Regions from separate parts of the Homo sapiens genome. Here region 2 is linked to region 1. Evidence: read pairs that join two places in POLR2A ChIA-PET (ENCODE). Cell type or tissue: Panc1. All regions are shown on one strand. Region 1 has its middle 21 kb from the start of LINC01093. Region 2 overlaps CENPU (centromere protein U).

Region 1 (5,000 bases):
TCATACTACTTTTAAATATAAGTTACTGTCTGCTCAGGGTTTTGCTTGTTTGTTTGTTTGTTTGTTTGTTTGTTTTTGAGACGGAGTTTTTTGCTCTTGTTGCCCAGGCTGGAGTGCAATGGCAGGATCTCGGCTCACTGCAACTTCTGCCTCCCAGGTTCAAGCAATTCTCCTGCCTCAGCCTTTCGAGTAGCTGGAATTACAGGCATGCACCTCCACACCTGGCTAATTTTTGTATTTTTAGTAGAGATGGGGTTTCTCAATGTTAGTCAGGCTGGTCTCGAACTCCAGACCTCAGGCAATCCACCCGCCTCGGCTTCCGAAAGTGCTGGGATTACAGGCGTGAGCCACCATGCCCAGCCCCTATCTGCTCAGTTCTTTAAACTCCACCTTGCTTTAAGAAGCCTCCCCTTGGCTGCATTTCATTATCGATCTTCTCCCTGTCAGGTGGGGGTTTTGCGGATCGGTTGACAGAGAAAGGGTTTCAGATGATATTATGGGTTACATTATGTTCACCCCAAAAGATATGAAGTCCTAGCCCCCAGTACCTCAGAATGTGACCTTATTTGGAAATGGGCTCTTTACAGAGGCCATCAAGTTAAAATGAGGTCATTAGGGTGAGCCCTAATCCAATGTGACTGGTGTCCTTATGAAAAGAGGCAACATGGACACAGGCAGACATGCACAGAGGGAAGCTGAGGTGAAGACACACACAGGGATGAGGTGACTGGGGAAGATGCAGGCGGAGGCTGGAGCTCTGTGACTGCAGCCATGGAATTCCTGGGGCCACTAGAAGCTGCAAGCAGCATGGAGCAGGCTCTCCCTCATAGACCTGGGGAAGAATCAACGCATCCTGCCCACACCTGAACTATCCTGGACTTCCAGCCTCCAGGAATGAGAGACAAAAACTTCTGTTGTTCAAGCTTCCAGTTCATGGTTCTCGGTTACAGTGGCCCTAGGAAAGTAACACAGATGGGAAACTTCCTCTTCACCAGGTAGTCAGCCTGACTTGGGTAGAAAAGAGAAACCCAGACCTCACGTTGCACTGATGCCGACGGATGGGATGTGGAGGTGAACTGGGGTACATATGGCAGGACATGGGCCCGCTGGGGAAGGGTGGAGCAGCTAAGGATGGCTAGCAGGGCGGGCAAGGTTTTCTGGCTCCCACCTTGGCCATGGCCGTGCCCTGTTGTGTTGGCAAATCACTCCACCATTGGGATCTCTCTGCCATCACTTGCAAAGTGAGTTTTTGGAGTGGGTGTTTTTTCATGGTTCTATGGCATGCTAAGAGGCCTGGACATCTGCAGAAGGCAAGAGGAGACAATACCTGATGAACAGTGACCATGAAAACATTTTCCAAATTATGATTAATTTGCAGAGCCCAATTCTGCAATTTACAAATTTTTCGTATTCCCCTTGACTGGTGTTTCCTCATTTATTTCTAGCCTGGGTGGATGTCATTGATAAAGTGAGTGGAAGATGAAGTCAGTGCTTCAGGAGGGTGACAGGCCCTGAGTGGCAACGACAAAATTAAGCTAGCTGCAGCCTGTTACGTCCAATTCAAAAGCCGAAGTGGAAAAAAAAATCACAAAAAGGAAGAGGCCCAAAGAAAGACATTTTTGATCTCTTAGAGAATAGATCTATGCAGACGGGCCCCAAATCATACACAATTGGCGAGCTTCTTGTCAACTCTGCCACTTCAGTCCTGGTGGAATTATATGTCAGTTGCATAAACTGCTATAATTATTGGTTTGGCAAAAATTATATCCAGAGAGAAACTCTAGTGTCCTGTGGGAGCTACATCTCTGAAATACTCACATTTGGAAACAATTAACTGCCTCCAATATCTGTCCCCACAATCTGCAATCACCTAAGCGTTGCAGCAGCCCAAATGTGAGTGCTCCCCTCCTGGCAAAGTAGGGGTGATTGGATTCGAGGAGATGGTGCCAGCTTAATCTGGGCAAGATACAGCTATGGTTTAAGCTGGAAGCAGGGACCTTTGAGGTTATCTATGCAACCTTCCAATCCATTCAGGAAATTAGAATATGAGCAAATGGAAGGATTTTTCATTGATTCATTCAACAAATCATTATGGGAACTTACTATTTTCCAGGTGCTAGACACTGGACATTTGCTTCATTAAACTTGCTTACTAAGTTTATAATTTCAGATGAAAAGCTGGAAAATACAATAAGAACTCTGAATGAAACAGAAAATAACAAGGGCACTGAACTCTGATAGAGCGACCAGCTTTGATAGAGACTTCTGTGAAAGGCGAGGCTGAGACCTGCAAGGTGAGGAGGAGCTGGCTGCGGGAAGATGGAGAGCAAGGCCAGGCCACGTGGAGGGAATGGCACGCGCCACGGCCCTGAGATGGGAAATTAAATGTCTGCTTCCAAAGGAGAGGGAGATACTGGGAAAAAAAAATCCACAAGTAGAACAAAGAATTAGGCATCTAAGAGGAGCCACAGACAACAACTTGCCAAACACCATTAGTTTATATTTTCTAAAGTATAGGCCGGGCACGGTGGCTCACGCCTGTAATCCCAGCACTTTGGGAGGCTGAGGCAGGAGGATCACTTGAGCCCAGGAGTTCAAGACCAACCTGGGCAACATAGCAAGACCCTGTCTCTACAAAAAAATTTAAAAATTAGCCAGGAGTGGTGGTGCATGCCTGTAATCCCAGGTTCTTGGAAGACTGAGGTGGGAGGATCGCTTGAGCCTGGGAGGTCAAGGCTGCAGTAATTCATGATTGCACCACTCAACTCCAACCTGGGTGACAGAGCAAGACCCCAACTCAAAAATTAAAAAAAAAAAAGTTTAGAGAGGCTCATTTCCATCCCTAAAGTCTCACAGTAAGCCAGTGGAAGAGTGGGACTGGAACGCAGAGCTCTGGACTATTTTATATCATTACCTCCTTACCCCCTCTTTCTTCTTACTGTATTCATCATGTTGTACAATAGACCTCCTGAATTATTCTTCCTGTATAACTGAAATTTTATATCATCAAAGTATTTTCCTAAATGGTACTTCTGTTCTTAATAGGACTTCTGCTATTGGATTAATTTTTTCCCCTGCTGGCCAGGGGCGGTGGCTCACCACTGCCTGTGATCCCAGCACTTTGGGAGGCCGAGGCAGATGGATCACTTAGGATCAGGAGTTTGAGTCCAGCCTGGCCAACATGCTGAAGCTCTGTCTCTACTAAAAATGCAAAAATTAACTGGGTGTAGCGGCATGCACCTGTAGTCCTAGCTACTCGGGAGGCTGAGGCAGAAGAATCGCTTGAACCCGGCTGGCGGAGGTTGCAGTGAGCTGAGATCTCGCCACTGCACTCCAGCCCGGGCGACAGAGAGAGACTCAGTCTGAAAAAAAAAAAAAAAATCCCCCTGCCTTATAAACTGTGAAGACTTTTTCAAAAGAAATAAGCTGATTTTTTTTCTATTAGGCCCCATCTCTCTTCATGATGCCATGCCTGCCTCACACCTACACCTTCTCCTAGAGAAAATGTGCTTCACATATGCAAAATGGTGAACCAAGCCCTCTCTGCAACCAAGCAGAACAATTTGAGTTTAATCCTATTCTTGTTTCTCCAAAATATTGGAAACCCTGTATGTTACACAAGTGAATTGCAGATTTGGAAGGAATGTAAGCAGTCATTTTATTTCATTGCATTCATTCATTCATTTGCTCACTCATTCAACTGGCCAGTGATCCCCTGAGGGAAACTCAGTGCCCAGAGAACGGCTACTACTTCCCTGGTGACTTCACTTTTCCACTCTGTTCTGACATCTGTGTACTTGTCTGTACCCTCCATGAGACCAAGAGCTCCATGGGGAGGCACTGATGTATCCTGAGCACCAGAGAGTCCCCGTGCTTAGCGTAGTGCCCCATTAATATTTGCTGAAAGTCAAATGAATGGCTGAATGGATGGATGAATAAGTAAAGGTTGAATATCCTCAGCTCTTAATTAGAAAATTCACCTGTGAGAAGGTAGATGCGTAGTGATGCATGCTCCAGTTTTGTCTTCAAGCACTGTCAATAGGGAATTCAGATACCATTAAATGCTCATCCACCGTGAGGGACCATTAAAGTCCAGCAACAAATTTTACATTGACCATGGTCCTCCCAACATTTTCTAAATTTCCTATTGTTCCCAATAGGTAATACATGTGCATTATTCCAAAGTCAAAGCAATACAACAAGATGCACTTTGGGAATTCCCCAGCTACTCTAGTCCCCAAGCCCTATGCCTTACCCCCTCTACATAGAGTGACCATGGGGACTGGTTTATCTAGAACAGTTCCAAGCTACATCTATTGTCTTGGTATTAAATATTAATAATTTGGCTGGGCACGGTGGCTCACACTTGTCATCCCAGCACTTTGGGAGGCTGAGGCAGGTGGGTTACCTGAGGTCGGGAGTTCAAGACCAGCCTGGCCAACATGGTGAAATGTCGTCTCTACTAAAAATACAAAAAATTAGCCAGGCATGGTGGTGGGCACCTGTAATCCCAGCTACTTGGGAGGCTGAGACAGGAGAATCACTTGAACCCAGGAGGCAGAGGTTGCAGTGAGCCGAGACCACGCCATTGCACTCCAGCCTGGGCGACAGAGCAAGACTCTGTCTAAAAAAAAAAAAAAATTAATACTGACGCTCTCACTCTCAAAACTATTCCATTTAGGCAAAAATAATATGTTTATCCTATCTATAGTTAACCACTTTCACTAGTTCCTTCAAGCTTTTCTTGATGCAGAATTAAGCAAAGAGGAATATAGATTTTTATTTTTCCATCTTATGTATTCTTTTCAGCACCTGGCTTTTCTTCCTAACAACGGGAACCCTTTTTGTAGAGATGATCCTCATCTTTTCTTTCTTTTTTCTTTTCTTTTTCTCTTGCAGCTGCATGGCACCCATTGTGTAGATGACTATGGCTTTTTGACCAGTCTCCTATTGATAGACAATTTGGTTATTTCCAATTGTTTGTTATTACAATTACTGCA
Region 2 (5,000 bases), 150 kb after region 1:
CTGTTTAATAGCGCAAGACGTTCAAAGAACACTTTAGAAAGAACACATTCCATGAAAGATGTAAGTTACCTTTTTGTGTTGTGGTTTTCTCAAAATTGACAGTACAAAATAACATTTTTTGGGTACCTCAGTTTTGTAGACTTCACTTGGCAAGTTCAATGTTTATTGTAGTGAAAAAGTGTGTTCATTTTCCTCACACTTTTTCCGGTATAGTGGATAAAATGACTTTTGTTAATGTTTTAGAATTTCCTTTATTTCTGAGCCGAGTTTGGTTTTATTTTCGTTTAGATAATTGACTTCATGTAAAAATTGTACAGTGCTGTAAGCTTTTTTCACTTAAAGCCATTTCTCCTCATTGTACTTTTCAAGAATTGTTTTATGATTTCATGATACTCCACTTAGTTCACATTACAGGTTTACTTTTCTTTAGAGTCTTAGAATAAATGTATGTTAAAGGCATGTGCATTTCTTTAACGTTCTTGATAGCTAATTCCAGTTTTTTTTTCCAGTGGCTTGTGTGATTGACATTGTAATCTCACATTAACAGTGTATGACAGTGCCAGGCACCCCGGAAGGAGTTCCTTCTGCTTGTTCTGCCCTGGGCTTTCTCTGTCCTGCATAGTCCTTAACCCCAGCCTGCAGACGATAGCTCTCTTCCCCTCTGGGAAACCCTGGGATCCCCCTGCAGGGTTTTGCTCAGCGCTCTGCTCCCACCCCGGCATTACTTCACGGGTTCTTTGGGTGGATTTCTCTCAGCTGTCCTGCCTTGCCCCTGCCATTGGTAGCCAAAGTACAGTGTGCCTCGGAGGGATTTCTCTAAGCTCCAGCCTTAGCTGGAAGCCCAGAGTGCCTGGAATGGATTCAGCTTTCCTGTCCTTCCCTCTGCAAGGCAGTCCCTGGTGGAGGCCCCCTATGCCTTGGGAGGGGCTGGAAGACCTGCCAGCTCTCTCCACATTCCACCCCCAAGCACTCCAGGAATGATTCTTTCACTGGGGGCATCTGAATGGTCAAGTTTTTATATGGTTTGCCAATTTTATTTGACCTCCTTTATACCTTCCAGAATTTTCTTATTTTTGTATCTGTTAATAGTACCCTTCCACATTTTCTGGAACTACCATGAAAGTTTTTCTCATTTTATGTATGTTTTCATGTTTCATTAGATTTGGGGTAGCAGACTTCATGGGTGTATCAGTATATTGAACTCTAAACCCTGGTGTCCTTTAGTCAGGAGTTTTTACACATGTGTACCCTTAAAACTGTTTATGAACTTTTGGGTATATGGGCATATTTCCGGAGACAGGACCCATCACTTTCCCTAGGTCAGAGGTTTAGGCAAACTGGCCCATGGGCCAAATCTAGCCTGCCACCTGTTTTTGTATATCCCTGCAAGCTAAGAATGGTTTTTACCTTTTTTAATGGTTGAAATAAAATAAAAAGACTATGTCATAATATGTGAACATGATATGAAATTCAAATTGCAGTGTTCAAAAGTCAAATTGTATTGGAACACAGCCATGCTCATTCTTTTCTGTGTGGTTACTGTCTGCATTCATGTGACAGTGGCTGAGTTAGTAGTCAAAACAGAAACCTTACGGCCTGCAAAGCCTAAAAGAATTTACTTTCTTGTCCTTTATAGAAAAAGTTTGCCAATCCATGCCTTAGGTTATCAAAAAATTCTATGTCCCCAAAAAGTGTTAGCTTGCTTCTTTCTTTTTATTTTAACTGAAACATTGTAATTGTACACATTTGTGGGGTCTGATTTGATCTTGCCATACATGTCTATGTTGTATAATGACCCAATCAGGGTAGGTAGTGAATCCATCACCCCATGCATAAGGATTGCTTCCTTAGGCAGCAGTGATTACAAGAATATTCTTGCTGTATAAATCAACCTATTGTTCTTTGTGAGAGCCAACTCAATGACTCAACTTTATTCACTTTTAGAAAGCTGGTCAAAAGTGCAAGCCTATTGACGTGTTCGACTTTCCTGATAATTCTGATGTCTCAAGCATTGGCAGGCTGGGTGAAAATGAGAAAGATGAAGAAACTTATGAGACCTTTGGTTAGTACTTTAAATCTTTATCCTAACATAACTCTAAAGCAACAACATTTAGGCCAGATATAATAAAAAATAGAAGTATCTTCAAATATAAAAATTAGTTGCCTGCATGTAAATATAATGTTCTCTGGGGAGTACTTGATAATTTGAATTAATTTTCCTCACTTACGGGTACATTGAAACTAAGAACATTATCAAAGCGGCACTCGTCTAGTAGTATTCATTAACAATCTGGTCACATGAGGACGCTTACTATAGTACTCTGTAATAAGGGGAACATAGCATACATTTCTCACTTCACTCTACCATTTGATAGAGCCATTAATTTAGGGAGGAGAAGAGTATGGGTAATTTTCCTTTGTCCTAAACTCATGGAGGCAGGGGATGCTTCGGGAGAGCCAGTGGGAGAGCTTCACCTGTGTTCCTTGGAGTGTGAGGTAAAAGGCCAGTACCAGGCTGGCCAGGAGTGTGTGAGTTGTCAGGGTGGGCTGCTTGTGTCACTGGGCACTCCAGAAGCCAGAAATGACAGAGAAAATGCCATGTGTCCCCACATCTAGAACTGCAGTAGTCAGGCATTTTTGCTGGAATAAGTTTTAAGAGAATTTTGAAGGCTTTTGGTTTAATTTTTTGTTTAAAGAAAATATTATACATTTTATAAGGTGAAATGTATTCACCAGAATAATGTCTTTTATTATGACTTGATAAAAATGTCCTATTTGTCTAAAATCTAAATCTAAAAGATCTGAACCTAAAACCCCATAATTTTAAAAATGGAAATGAATTCACATACCATAAAATTCACCCTTTTAAGGTGTACATGTCATTGGTTTTTAATTTATTCACAAGGTTGTACAACCGTCTGCATTATCTAATTCCAGAAAATTGTTATCCTGTAGAGAACCCTGTACCCATGAGTGGTCACTCCCTCTTCCCCCTTCCTTCAAGCCCCTGGCAGCCATGAATCTCCTTCCTGTCTCTACAGATTTGCCATTTCTGGACATATCAGTGGAATCCTAGACTCTGGTCCTTTGTGACTGGCTTCTTTTACTTAGTTTTCAGGGTTTGTCCATGTTGTAACGTGTATCTACCTCATTCCTGTAAGTTTTTATAGCTCAGTGATACTCCATTGTTTGGATATACCGCAGCTTGTTACCCATTTATCAGTTACATTTGGGTGGTTTCTATTTTTTGGCCACTGTGAATAATACTGCTGTGAACATTTGTGTAAGAGTTTTTGTGTGGACTTTTTTCACTTCTCTTGGGCATATAGTGGGAGCAGAATTGCTGAGTCCTATGGTAATTCTATTTTTAACTTTTTGAGGAACTGTTTTACAAAGCGGCTGCACCACTTTACAATTCCATGGCAGTATATGAGAGTTCCCGTTTCTGCACACCTTCACCAAAACTTACTGAGTTTTTTATTCTAGCCATCCCAGCACCTCATTGTGGGTGTGAGTGTGTGTATGGGGTATGGGTGGTAAAATATAGTTTACCATATTAACCTTTTTTAAGTGTATTAACTCTGTAGCAGATAAATACATTCACGTTGTTGTGCAACCATCATCACCATCCATCTCCAGAACTTTTTCATCTTTCCTAACTGAAATGCTCCACCTATTAAACAACTTCCCATTCTTCCCTCCCCTCAACTCCTGGCAACCATCATTCTGTTTTCTAGGAATCTGATGTAAAAGGAAACATAGAATAGTTGGTTCTTTGGTAACTGGCTTATTTCATTTAGCATAATGTCTTCAAGGTTTATCTGTGTTGTAGCCTGAGTCAGAAATTTTTTTTTTTTTTTTTTGGAGACGAAGTCTTCCTCTGTCACCTAGGCTGAAGTGCAGTGGCGCGATCTCGGCTCACTGCAACCTCCACCTCCTGGGTTCAAGCAATTCTCCCTGCCTCAGCTTCCCGAGTGGCTGGGATTCCAGGCGCCCCCCCCCCCCACCCCCCAGGACCACCACCACCACGCCTGGCTAATTTTTGTATTTTTCAGTAGCGATGGGGCTTTGCCATATTGGCCAGGCTGGTGTTGAACCCTTGACCTCAGGTGGTCCACCTGCCTCGGCCTCCCAAAGTGCTGGGATTACAGACGTGAGCCACTGCGCCCAGCCAGAATTTCCTTTTTAAGCTGAAGAACAGTCTGTATGTACCACATTTTATTTTTATCTACTCATCTGTTAATGGACCCTTGGGTTACTTCTGCTTTTTGACTGTGAATAATTCTGCTATTAATACTAACATGAGTGTATCAATATCTGTTTGAGTCCCTGCTTTCTCCTCTTTTGGACATTTACCCAGAAATGGAATTGCTGGATCATATATATTTTATATTTTCAGGAATCACCATTTCCACAGTGCCTGTGTTCCCACCAGCAGGGCCCAAGGGTTTCAGTTTCTCCACATCCTTGCCTACACTTGCTATTTTCTGGGTGTTTGTTTGGGTGTGAAGTACTATCTCACTGTGGTTTTGATTTGTATTTCCCTAATTACTAATGGTGTTCAGCACCTTTTCCGTGTACTTATGGCTGACCATTTGCTTTTTTTTTCCCTTTGACCTTCTTATGTATGATTATTGGCCATTTGTATATTCTTTGAAGAAGTTTCTGTTCACCCTTTGCCCGTTTTTAAATTGGATTATTTGTCTTTTTATTATGAAGTTGTAAGAATCCAGTTTATGTGAGTGGTTATCTGTGGACGTTTGGGATTGTTCTATTTCTTTTTTCCCCCCTTGTTATTCACAGCAATAGAGTAAATAAATCCCTTTGCCTCGTGGAGGGCAATACAAAGTATACTACTAACTTAAAAATTGTGCAGTTGATATGTTCATTATTTAAGCAGCTGTTTAGTTGAAAAAATGTTGAAGTTTGCACTGTCATGCTAAACTTTGAGCATGAAGAAATGGTTGCTTGGCTCTTACCAGGCCCCCTTACAGCAGTTC

Evidence for each region. ChIA-PET counts read pairs that join two places held together with the same protein. Peaks named below come from ENCODE experiments on the same cell type or tissue, not always from the same donor. Only the 100,000 strongest peaks of a DNase experiment are listed, where the experiment ranks them.
Region 2: POLR2A ChIA-PET joins it to region 1 with 17 read pairs; 2 of 35 experiments call an interaction of 5 or more read pairs at or near these places.

Annotation. Positions count from the first base shown.
Region 1 is chr4:184,876,338-184,881,337 of GRCh38, reverse strand. No RefSeq gene overlaps it. Among named protein-coding and RNA genes, the nearest start is that of LINC01093, 21 kb to the left of the region's middle. In Panc1, no CTCF peak of the experiment used is centred here; no DNase peak of the experiment used is centred here.
Region 2 is chr4:184,725,980-184,730,979 of GRCh38, reverse strand. CENPU (centromere protein U) reads left to right here. Exons shown (of 13, transcript NM_024629.4): 2 at 12-60; 3 at 1,945-2,062. Among named protein-coding and RNA genes, the nearest start is that of CENPU, 5.6 kb to the left of the region's middle. In Panc1, no CTCF peak of the experiment used is centred here; no DNase peak of the experiment used is centred here; H3K27ac peaks cover 608 bases.